Regions from separate parts of the Homo sapiens genome. Here region 1 is linked to region 2. Evidence: chromatin contacts called from ENCODE Hi-C or POLR2A ChIA-PET data. All regions are on one chromosome and are shown on one strand. Each heading gives the region's core, a stretch centred on a gene start or an enhancer-like site at or near the end of the contact. The rest is flanking DNA. Distances are from core to core; before and after follow the strand shown.

Evidence for each region. A loop is a pair of places that touch in the nucleus more often than their neighbours do. ChIA-PET counts read pairs that join two places held with the same protein, here RNA polymerase II (POLR2A). Pooled maps may share reads with other maps.
Region 1: a pooled map shows a loop between it and region 2 (2.9-fold over the local background). The contact joins two enhancer-like sites. A Hi-C loop is called at or near these places in 1 of 50 pooled maps. POLR2A ChIA-PET finds 5 or more read pairs at or near these places in 2 of 52 experiments (K562 and activated CD4-positive, alpha-beta T cell).

What each region holds. Positions count from the first base shown.
Region 1 is chr4:2,496,759-2,502,748 of GRCh38, reverse strand. RNF4 (ring finger protein 4) reads right to left here. Exons shown (of 8, transcript NM_002938.5): 3 at 5,628-5,742; 4 at 2,011-2,090. Among named protein-coding and RNA genes, the nearest start is that of RNF4, 31 kb to the right of the region's middle. Within about 2 kb of position 4,693, at least 2 of the 41 ENCODE cell types and tissues checked have a DNase peak (open chromatin) inside an H3K27ac peak, as active enhancers do.
Region 2 is chr4:2,138,194-2,144,490 of GRCh38, reverse strand. The region is part of intron 16 of POLN (DNA polymerase nu); the gene reads left to right. Among named protein-coding and RNA genes, the nearest start is that of NAT8L, 82 kb to the right of the region's middle. RefSeq lists enhancers at 1,923-2,444, 2,700-2,779. Within about 2 kb of position 2,152, at least 3 of the 41 ENCODE cell types and tissues checked have a DNase peak (open chromatin) inside an H3K27ac peak, as active enhancers do.

The sequences.
Region 1 (5,990 bases), core at 3,444-5,943, 360 kb before region 2:
CCTTAGCCTCCCGAGTAGCTGGGATTACAGGTATGCATCATCACACCTGGCTAATTTTTGTATTTTTTTTTTTTTTTGAGATGGAGTCTCACTCTGTTGCCCGGGCTGGAGTGCAGTGACGTGATCTCGGCTCACTGCAACCTCTGATTCCTGGGTTCAAGCGATTCTCCTGCCTTAGCCTCCTGAATAGCTGGGACTACAGGCGTCCGCATAATTTTTGTATTTTTAGTAGAGACAGGGTTTCACCATGTTGGCCAGGCTGATGTCAAACTCCTGACCTTGTGGTCCGCCCACCTCGGCCTCCCAAAGTGCTGAGATTACAGGCGTGAGCCACCGCGCCCAGCCTGAGACCCTGTTTCTAAAGCAAAAGAAAACACAAGTGTGAAAGGGGAAATGATGTTGGTTTGTCAGCCAACAAAAGCCAATCAATCATTGTCTTCCTGCAGTCAAAATCCTAGCTCTCTCCTCAGGGTCTGGCAGAGAGAAGGCCAAGAAGACTGTGGTGAACACTGAGTATTCAAGAAAAACAAAAAACAAAAAACAAAAAAACTTCTGCAGACACCACTTTCCAGCTTTAATGAGCAACTGGTGAAACCAAGGTGTCAGCTGGGAAAAAGAAAGAGGGGAAAAATCAGTGACTGTGCTGTAGCTGCCAGCTAATATACCAAATTAGTTATCTTTCCAGAACTCCATGCAGGACACAGGGATGATAAGCAAAGTCATATGTGTGTATGTACCTCAGAAAACACGTTAATGAGACCTAAGCAGGGACCACGTACAACTAAACCCACTGCTGCTTATCTCAGATGGTTTTCCATCCCTGTCCTTTTCTTTGCATTGAAGTCTTGAAACTTCTCAGTATAACCCTATTCTGAAGTTCTCAGCACAACTAAGAAGCAACACCTATGGGGTGTCCCTATTCAGATACCCAGGCATCAGCCAAACAGGATAACCCCAACACCAGTGAGCCCAGGGCCAAGGCGAAGACTCAGCTACTAGCAGCCCCCACACCCCACAGTCCTCCTCAGCAGCACTTACCACCCCACTGCCAATGCTGCCAAGTGTGCCCCCACCCCGACCTGTGTTCCGAGCACACTGTCAGAAAACACTCAAGTGGCATCTTCCAGAGGCAAACTTGCCCTTAAGATGCTGACCAGATTCCCAGACCTGCATGCACCATGAAACAGGTCTATCAGAAATAGCTTCTCCGTGTGTCCTCTGACCAGACAAGGCCTCCCTCCTGGCAGGCAGGACACGTATACACACGTCCCCTGCAGTCTGTAACCGGTGCCATGAGACAGGGACACAGGCAGCCTCCTGGGCTCCAGCCTCCCTGGCATCAGGACGCAGCAGGCATCAGGTGGCAATGCAGGGAGCCTGCATCCCCTGAGGCCATGCTAAGTAGCAGGCACTTTTGGAACTTGAGAGATTTCCCATGGGCAGTGCTGAGCCAACGTTCCCTTTCCTTTCAGTTGGGAGGGCATACACTCACAGTGACTGGGCACCATTCTAGGTGTCAGGCACTCAAACACGGCATCTGTTGTAAGATGTCTTACACCATGCCCTGCTGACATGAGTGACCTGTCCCCATTTCATGGAAAGTGAATGAGGCTAAGTCACATGCCCAAGGTCACACAGCTGGTGTAAACTGTGGAATCAGGGACTGAAGACAGATGTGGGGGTCTTGAGATTCTCCCCAAACCACTTTTGTGCCCAGGTGTGGCAAGGTCAGGTTACACAGACCTACTCCATAGGCGACAAGGCTATAACAAATGATTTTCCAGAAACATTTTTCATTTTGGGCTCTCGTCACTGAATGCATGAACTTCTTTGTTATTATTATTGTTACTGTTTATTTTCTTTCTAAAAGCTCAATTCCACAAGATGCATGAACTTCTTTAGCATAAGCTGTAACCTTGACTTGGAGTCTGTGACCAAGGCTGTCAGATGCTGGCACTGGCCAGGGACCCATACCCAAGAAACAGCCGACTCTCACACTCCAACACTTACCACAACAGAGTCATTGTGAGTCAGATCAACCACCACAGGCTCTAAAGATTCACAAGTGAGGTCCACAATTTCATCTCCAGCTTCAAAAGAAAGTATTTCAACAAGCATTAAGATTAAGAGGAAAGTAAGGTTGTATCCCTCTACACTTTAGTATGACTGCTAATGTTATAGGCTTACCCCAAACTAAAACAATCCTGAAGTATACACTGCAAAGAGCACCAGGACCAACACCTCCCTCAGGAGGGAAAGCCAGTAACCACCCTTCCAGAATTCTGCTCTGAGTGGGGAGGTATGGTTTTTACAAATGTACCTGGGGGGTTATGTATGTGTGCGCATGTGCATACCTCTATTCCACGGCATCCCACTTCCACACGGCTATGCCTCTGTGCCCCATCTGGGAGAACGCACCATGCATGCCCAGCCCCAGGCCTTTCTCTTTGGGATGGACTAGCCTGAAACCTCTGCTCCTCCCAGCAGGTGAAGCTGACCACTCTCACTTGGCCCAAGGACCAAAAGTCAGGCTTAGCTTAGTAACTTCATCGGTTAATCTAGGGCAAATTCTTTTTTTTTTTTTTTTTTTTTGAGACAGAGTCTCGCTCTGTCGCCAAGGCTGGAGTGCAGTGGTGCGATCTTGGCTCACTGCAACCTCCGCCTCCTGGGTTCAAGCAATTCTCTGTCTCAGCCTCCCGAGTAGTTGGGATTACAGGCGCCTGGCAGCATGCCTGGCTAATTTTGTTTGTATTTTTAGTAGAGATGGGGTTTCACCATCTTGGCCAGGCTGGTCTTGAACTCCTGACCTTGTGATCCACCCACTTCAGTCTTCCAAAGTGTTGGGATTACAGGCGTGAGCCACCGTGCCCGGCCAAGGACAAACTTTTAATTTCCATTTATCTCTCAAGTTTGTCTCCCTAGTTGGATGGAGAATAACAGTGATATATACTGATAGCTAGAACCTCAACATACAAAATGGGTTGCATCTGTTGTGAAGCTTGCCTTTCAGCCCTTAGGGTATACTGTGATGTCTACATGTGCACAGGATAAAGGTGAGAAGGACATGGACCAAACAGTTAACGTACAACTTCCATTTATATAAAGTAAAAAATGACGCACAACCATTTTTATTTCTGATTACTATTAATATTAATATTAAAAAGCACGGAATGGGCCAGGCACAGTGGTTCACACCTGTAATCCCAGCACTTTGGGAGGCTGAGGTGGGCGGATCACCTGAGGTTGAGAGTTCGAGACCAGCCTGACCAACATGGAGAAACTCCGTTTCTACTAAAAATACAAAATTAGCGAGGTGTGGTGGCACATGCCTGTAATCCCAGCTACTCGGGAGGCTGAGGCAGGAGAATTGCTTGAACCCCGGGATGCAAAGATCACGCCACTGCACCCCAGCCTGGGCAACAAGAGCAAAACTCCATCTCAAAAACAAACAAACAACAACAACAACAAAACACTAAATGAAGTTTTTTAAGAAACAGTATTGGTCTAATATTTGGGGAAAGTGTCTTGTAATGCATTTAACTTTTTTTTTTTGAGACAGAGTCTCGCTCTGTCGTCCAGGCAGGAGTGCAGTGGCACGATCTCGGCTCACTGCAACCTCTGCCTCCCAGGTGCAAGTGATTCTCCTGCATCAACCTCCCAAGTAGCTGGGATTACAGGCGCCCGCCACCACGCCCGTCTAATTTTTGCATTTTTAGTAGAGATGGGGTTTCGCCATGTTGGCCAGGCTGGTCTTGAACTCCTGACCTCAGGTGATCTGCACGCCTCGGCCTCCCAAAGTGCTGGGATTATAGGAGCCAGCCATGGCGCCCAACCCAACGTAACTTCTTTTATTTATTTTTTAGGTGGGGTCTTGCTGTTGCCCAGGCTAGAGTGCAGTGGCACGATCACGGCTCACTGCAGCCTCAATGTTCCAGGCTCAAGTGATCCTCCTACCTCAGCCTCCCACACTTGGCTAATTTTTTTATTTATAGAGACAGGGTCTCACTATGTTGTCCAGGCTGGTCTGGTACTCCTGGGCTCAAGCAATCTGGCTGGCCTGTTTTATTTTCTTGTATCATAAAGTTTCACAAGAATAAAAACCGTGATAATCTTACATATACAATATAATTTATATAAAATTATTGCATTCTTTATTAAAAAGAAGGGCTGTCCAACAGTCCATATACTGATATACAACAATTTATTGAACCATTCTCTTTCTGGTGAACACAATTCTGGGCTCTTACAAAAACAGTGCTCTAGGCCAGGCGGGTGGCTCAGGCCTGTAATCCCAGCACTTTGGGAGGCCAAGGCAGGTGGATAATCTGAGGTCAGGAGTTCGAGATCAGCCTGACTGACATGGTGAAACCCCGTCTCTACTAAAAATACAAAAAAAATTTAGCCGGGTGTGGTGGTGGGCGCCTATGATCCCAGCTACTTGGGAAGCTGAGGCAGGAGACTTGCTTAAACCTGGGAGGCAGAGGTTGCAGTGAGCCGAGATCACGCGATTGCACTCCAACCTGGCTGACAGAACGAAACTCTGCCTCAAACAGAAACAAAAACAAAACAGTGCTCTAATGGGCAGCCCTAAGTACACACAGGGGTAAGACTGCCTAGAGGATGACAAGTGCCATGACGGAAAGCAGTTCGTTCCTTTTTGGTCTAGAGCCAGGATCCTAGCCTCAAGTCAAGGCTTTCAAGAACTCATTTGTAGAAGTGAAACTCAGAGACCATATAGAGAACTTCATTTCTCCTGGGGGGCCCATGAAATTTATCTTGCACTAAGTTTCTTCTGTTTAAAACGCGAGTTTGCATGGCCGGGTGCAGTGGCTCACGCCTGTAATACCAGCACTTTGGGAGGCCGAGACGGGTGGATCACAAGGTCAGGAGATCGAGACCATCCTGGCTAACATGGTGAAACCCTGTCTCTATTAAAAATACAAAAAATTAGCCGGGTGTGGTGGCGGGTGCCTATAGTCCCAGCTACTTGGGAGGCTGAGGCAGGAGAATGGCGTGAACCCAGGATGTGGAGCTTGCAGTGAGCCGAGACTGCACCACTACACTCTAGCTTGGGCGACAGAGCAAGACTCTATCTCAAAAATAAATAAGTAAAAATAAAATGCCAGTTTGCAGGTATCCTAGTTATAAAAACAATATATGCAGAGCAAAGGGACTTAGGCCAGCCATCAACCACTTCTTGAGCAGGCAGAAGGGGAAATCCAATCTGGCCTCTGCCTATACCAAGCTCCAACACAGGGAGCTCTGTGGACAAGTTTGCCTTCTTGGGTGATTTCATGTCCTAATGAAAAACAGAAGAGGAAAGCGAAGTACTTTACAAGGTCCAGCAATTGGGGATGCAGTTTCAGATAGAAAAGGTGGGCTATCTCATTTGCGCTAGATTTTTTTTTAAATGGATCCTACCCCACTGCTGCACATTACCAGAGTTGAACAGTTAGCCCAGTTGAGAAGCTATTTCAGAATCTGTGAAGCTTTGAGTTGTACATGGTGAGTGTGAGACTGCATAGGCCTTCTAAAGACACTGAAAGCACCTTCTACTAGCTCACCCTGGTACAGTGTTCTCTCTCCACTTTAACACCCCACAGTTGTAGTGTCCCTGGCAATCTTACCAGTTTCCACGAGTTCTATGGGTTCTGCTTCCAAGGAGATCTCGGGGGTGGAGGTTGCTTCCCGAGTTCGCTTCTGAGCTTGTCTAGAATTTATTGCTCCACCACGACGCTTTCTCTGAGTAGCAAGGGGGAAAGAAGAGTCACATGAACACCAGAATGTCAGGGTTTCAGGAAGAACTAAATGGGCAATAGAAATGGTTCACTTCATTAAGAAGCCAGCGAGTAGACTTGAAGTTAGGGCTCCTTTCAAAACTTGAGATTCAAGAATACTGAATGCTTACGGAGAGAGAAACCATCCAAAACATAAAATGAGTAGAAATTCCAGAAAGTAAAACTTCTGTTTTATCAAACTATCAGCAGGTC
Region 2 (6,297 bases), core at 903-3,402:
AATGAATTCTTCTAGTTAAGAAAAGAGTCTTCTTAAGAATATTTTTAGGACCAGGGGCGGTGGCTCACACCTGTAATCCCGGCACTTGGGGAGGCTGAGGCAGGCAGATCACAAGGTCAGGAGTTCAAGACCAGCCTGGCCAACACAGTGAAACCCCATCTCTACTAAAAATACAAAAATTAGCTGGGCATGGTGGCACGTGCCTGTAGTCCCAGCTACGTGGGAGGCTGAGGCAGGAGAATCATTTGAACCCAGGAGGTGGAGGTTGTGGTGAGCCGAGTTCACGCCACTGCACTCCAGTCTGGGTGATAGAGTGAGACTCCATCTCAAAAAAAAAAAAAAAAAAAGAACAAATTTTTAACAGTGAATATGTATTTTATAGAAGACCCTTTTTACAACTTTAAGGAAAGTTATTGGTTGTTCAAAATCATATATTTAAATCATATATTTAAAATATATGATATTTTGAAGACAATATATTAAGTTCCCATGGGCAATGTATTACCACCTGAAGTTGCTGGGTATAAGTTGCACTTCAGTTTTGAAGGACATCTGGGTTGTTTCCAGTTTTGGGTTATTAAGATAAGGTTGCCAAAGACATTCATATACAGGTTTTTGTGTGTACTTGTCTTTATTTTTCTGGGATAAGTGTGCACAAGTCAACTGTTGGATCATATATTTTTAAATATATTACTGAATTCTATATGCTAATATTTATTAAAGGATTTTGTGTGTATGTTTATGAGGGATATTAATCTGTCTTCATCTGGTTTTTGTTTCAGGGTACTACTAGTTTCATAAAATGAATTGGGAAGTGTTCCTTCCTCTTGTGCTTTTTGGGAGATATCGTGGAATTGGTGTTAATTCTCCTTTAAATATTTGATAGAATCCTCTAATGAAATCATCTAGGCCTAGATATTTATTTTTGGGGAGTTTTAAAATTATGAGTTCAAGTTCCTTAATAGTTATACAGTTGCTCACATTATCTCTTTCATATTTGGTGAATTTCAGTTGTTTTTGCTTTTTGAAGAATTGGTCCATTTTGTCTAAGTTGTGAAATTTACGTGCGTGTGATTTTTCATAACATTTCCTTATCCTTTTGATGTCTTAGGGTCTGTAGTGATATTCCTGGTTTCATTTCTGATATTCATAATTTGTGTCTTCTCTGTTTTTTCTTTGTCAATCTACTGAGAGTTTTGTCAATTTTATTGATCTTTTCATTGATTTTCTCTACTATTTTTCTATTTTCAATTTATCGATTTCCATATTATTTCCTTTTTCTGCTTGATTTGGGTTTATTTTGCTTTTCTTTTTCTAGGCTTTTTAGGTATAAGCCTAGATTATTGCTTTGAGACTTTTTCTTTTTTCTCATGTATGCATTTTTAGTGCTATAAATTTTCCTCTCAGCACTGCTCTATCTTTAACCCATACATTTTGACATGTTATAGTTTGTCCAAAAAAAAATTGCATCAGAGTTAAACGTGTAAGGGAGAGTTTATTTAAGATTATAGCAACAGGGGAGAGAGATTGAACTCAACTCCAAATACCACACTGGCAGCTGGAGATTTATAACCAACAGAGGGGGTGAGGGTTCAGTAGATGGAAAATTACCAAAAAAATCTTGGCTGGGTATCAAGGATGGCGGAGGTGGGGGTGGGGGATTAAAAAAAAACCACAATCACGGGTTTTTGTGTGGTGTTTGGCTGGAGTAGTATAGTTATTGTCTAAAGGTTTTCTTTCTCGCTAGGCTGTCCTTTTCCTGGTCCTTTGGCTAATGAGAGCAGGCTTTTGTTAGGTTTTGTTTTTTTGTTTTGTTTTGTTGTTGTTTTTGTCTGTGGTTATTGGCATTTCCAGGCTACTGGCTTGTCTGGGACACATTAGGCAAAAAGAAACCTGGGACTCACCTCTGTGAGATTCTTTGGGTCCCACGGTCCCTAGCCAGTCTGCCGTATTTTCTCCACCTTTCCGAGTCTCTTACACTTGCCCAGGGTTTTAGTTGTATCTTGGGACAGGGATAGGGAACGTGTTTACACAACCTTCCTGGAAGCAGAAGTCTCCTTATTGGCAGCTTTAATCGAACAAAATACTTGATAGCACAGGGGTAGTTTTGAGAAACCCTCCAGTGCATATTTTGTTCCCAGCACCTCTTGCTACTTAGAGACTGCCTGCCCAGTAGGGCTGAGGCCTCTATTACTTCAGAGGGAGAGGGAGTTACAGCTGAGAATAAAGGAATCAGTGTTCAGCTCTGGCTTTCAACTAGAACTTGTGAAAGGGCACAGCAGAAACAAGAAAAGTATCGGCATGAGAGATCAAAAAGTGTTTTGTTTTGTTAATTTTTGAATTTCAGAAGCTTCCTTTTAAATATCAAGACTCAAAGCCTTGTATTTTTAGAGTTTAACATTATAAAGGAAGCCATTGAGTAGAGAGGATGCAAGAGACCCACTTCACAGGAGGGAGAGGGTACCTCCTTGGCTTGGAAGAGGTGCTGAGGGGGAGAGCATGAGAGCAGAACCAAGAGCTGAGCACACTTTGAAAGAGTCTTTGAAAGGCTCTGACTTCCTCTGGCCCCTCTGGGTTAGAAACTCAGAGCGTGGGTGGAAAGCCAGAGGAGGGGAATGCCAGCGCCCCACAGGCTGGGTCGCAGTCTCCAGGAGTGCCATGCCGAGGGGGCCGAGCTCTCCAAGGAGCCTGAGAGGGGGCTGGAAGCTCCTGTGGTCCTGGGGTCCTGCACTCCCCTGGTATGGAAACCAAGGCTGCCCATGTTTTCTGGGTTCTCACTGGTTCATGGAGGAGAGCTGTGAGATGGACAGCCAAAAGCCAGGTGCACAGGGAGGGTGCCATTGAGCTTCAGGAGGTAACAGTGTCGCCAGAGCCAGCACCAGGGCCCAGTTGGCAGAGGACATATGCCAGATGCTGGCCGTGCTGAGAGCACAGAACGCACCGCAGTCCTTCATGAACACTTCACCAACAGAGCAGACAGGGCAAGGACATGGGCAGCCGAGGCCCACAAGGACAGGGTGGCCACAGCTGGGGACACAGGACCCTCTCTTCAGGTGCCGGGGGGTATGTAGGCTCCCAGCATCATCCACCACCCCAGACACCACCTTGGGAAGCAGAAGTGTGAGTGGAAGGAGAAGGACAGAGAGGGGAGAGCAGCTGGGCTCTGAATCCACCAGCTGTGAATGCCACACTGACCAAGTGCTTTCCCCACATGTCTAAACTGGAGGTTAAAATACCACAATCCATGTGTTCAGGCAGACTTTCAGTTGCAGATCACACAAAACCAAACTCAGCTGACCTAAACAATTAAGGGTATGTCTCAGCTTACCTGACCTAGAAGGCCGAAGAAGGGCTAGCTTCAGGCAAGGTCTGATCTGGCAGCCTACATTATATGGGCACACCCAGCTTCTCTCTGCCCTTTCCTCAGCCTCTTTCTTGCATAGCCTCCCCACGGGTCCCAGCAGGCCTGGGCGGTGCTTGCTGGGTTTCTCTCCAGTGGGGATGCAGAGCGCCTCATGCAGCTTCACAGAAGGATGAAGAAGTGCGTCTCACAGATGCCTTGGCAAGTGTCTCCCTGTGTCTCCACGGCCTGACGATGAAGTCTGCTGGTTGGCTTAAAGGAGGGGGGTGGTGGGCACCGTCATGAAGATCCGAGTGCCATTTTCTAAACAAAATGGAAAAGAAAGTATTGTGTGGCCCCAAATAGCTGTGTCCTCCACAAGTGGCAATTTTTTTTTTTCCCCGAGACAGAATCTCACTCTGTCATCCAGGCTGGAGTGCAGTGGCGTCATCTTGGCCCACTGCAACCTCCACCTCCCTGATTCAAGCAATGCTCATGCCTCAGCCTCCTGAGTAGCTGGGATTACAGATGTACAACCACCATACCTGGCTAATTTTTGTATTTTTAGTAGAGATGGGGCTCTGCCATGGTGGCCAGGCTGGTCTTGAACTCCTGGCCTCAAGTGATCCATTCACCTTGGTCTCCCAAAGTGCTGGAATTACAGGCATGAGCCACTGCGTCCAGCCCAAGTGGCAAATTATTTTATTCCTACAGTCAGCAGAAATAAGAGTTACAAATTTTAAACCTATTCCATGCATCAATTTAACAAATCCTGGCCAGGCACGGTGGCTCACACCTGTAATCCCAGCACTTTGGGAGGCTGAGGCGGGTGGATCATAAGTTCAGGAGTTCGAGACCAGCCTGACCAACAAGGTGAAACCCCCGTCTCTACTAAAAAGAGAAAAATTAGCCAGGTGTGGTGGCGCACGCCTGTAATCCCAGCTACTCAGGAGACCGAGGCAGGACAATCACTTGAACTGGCAGGCAGAGGTTGTAGTGAGCCAAGATTGTGCCACTGCACTGTAGTCTGGGCGACAGAGTGAGACTCTGTCTCAAAAAAATAAATAAATAAATAAATAATCCCTTTGAATGTACCCAACAAAAGGTGAAAGAGCTATTTATTACTTACCTTTTGAGTTCTAATAGGAAGTGTTCTATTCTGTTTTCCAGAACCCCAGCCACTCGTAAGTTGTTATTTCCTGGAGAGTCTTATAAAATTTTCTTCAGGGCACTGACTTGCACCCCCAGATGGAGAGCTCTGCCTTTCTTTCCTGATGTAGTCTTTAGGCTCTGTTTTCATTAGGACCCACATAAATGATATAAGTGCTATTCTGAAGTAATTCTAATCAAGGCCTTTACGTTGTTGCCATGTTATTTTTCTGCTTTCCTGATGAATATTCCTCCCATATAATTTAAATATCTATCAAAAGATTTATTAGCAAGGTGTTCATATACCACATAATTACTGCTAAATCTGCACTATTTGAAACCCAAATGAACTTTTAAAATCTTTATACTTTATTATTTTGAGTGATTTAATATTTTCCTATTTCTATCTAGAGTAAACTGAGCCATCCCCTCATTCCATGCATCACCTCACAGTGGGAAGAGGAGCGTTCTGGTACTTTCTGTGCATTGCCTCTTGACAGGGACATATGCAGAGCAGGTTCCACTGTGTGCAGCGCACATTGCTATTTTCTCTTCTATTCAGTTCACCTTTGAAAGTGCTGTTTGTGACCCACTAAGGAACTGGGACCTGCAGTTTAAAATGGATTATCAGGGCCAAAGGCTGGCAGGTGGAGGAGCCTGGCCTCCCTTTGAGTCACGCTGCCCAGCACAGTGACCACAGCCTTGCTGACCCCAGGGGAGCTGCGGGCCCCAAGCTCCGGCCAGCCCTGCTTGGCAGAGGCTCACGCTTCCCCCTGGGGGCCTGGCCCGTTTCCGTGGCTCCTCCCTCTCCCCACTCTGCCCTGCTGGTGACCCAGTGTGGCTCTGCCCTTCCCCTCTGACCCTGCGGCTTGTCCCCTTCCCAGAGGAGGGGCTCCTCTCCCTCTGCCCATTTGTTGTGGTCAAGGGTGCTCATCCTTGCTCCTCGGAGTCCACTGCATGAGCATCTCCTTTCCCGGCAGCTTCCATGCCTGCGCACATGCTCACCAGTCTCAACCCTCTTCATTCAGCTTTCCTTCAGGAATATCAGGAAAAAAAAAAAAGGCACAGTGATTTCACCTTTTTCTTTTCTTTTCTTTTCTTTTTTTTTGAGACAGAGTCTCACTCTGTTGCCCAGGCTGGAGTGCAGTGGCACATTCTTGGCTCACTGTAACCTCTGCCTCCCGGGTTCAGAGTAGCTCAGCCTCCCGAGTAGCTGGGATTACAGACATGCACCACCACACCTGGCTAATTTTTGTATTTTTACTAGAGACCAGCTTTCATCTTATTGGCCAGGCTGGTCTCGAACTGCTGACCTCAAATGATCCGCCCACCTCAACCTCTCAAAGTGCTGGGATTACAGGTATGAGCCACCGTGCCTGGCTGATTTCACCATTTTTAAGCCAGATCTTTGGCTTCTCCTCTGAGCTACCCTGTGGGGGTGGCGATTCCTCAGCTCAACTGGTCACACAGGCTGGAGCCCAGGGGTCCGGGCTGGGCACCAAAGCCTTTGGGCCTCCTGGTATAGCTGTCCCCACCCTTGTTGCCTGCACATCTTGGTGCCAGCCTTCCAGCTCCCCACCCACCTTCCTGCTCTCATCCCTCCAGCCGGGAGAGTCAGAAATGCAAGCCCAGCTCCACAGCTCCAATCCCTAAAGTCTCCAGTGGCTCCCAGAGCTCTTGGGGTAACTAATGTCTGGTCTCCTCACCTAGCTCTTAGGGCTTTGGGTGGTCTGACCCCACCTGCTTCTCCAACCCCATTTCCTGTCACTCTCCATTCATCATCATTCATTCAACAGATGTTTTCTGAA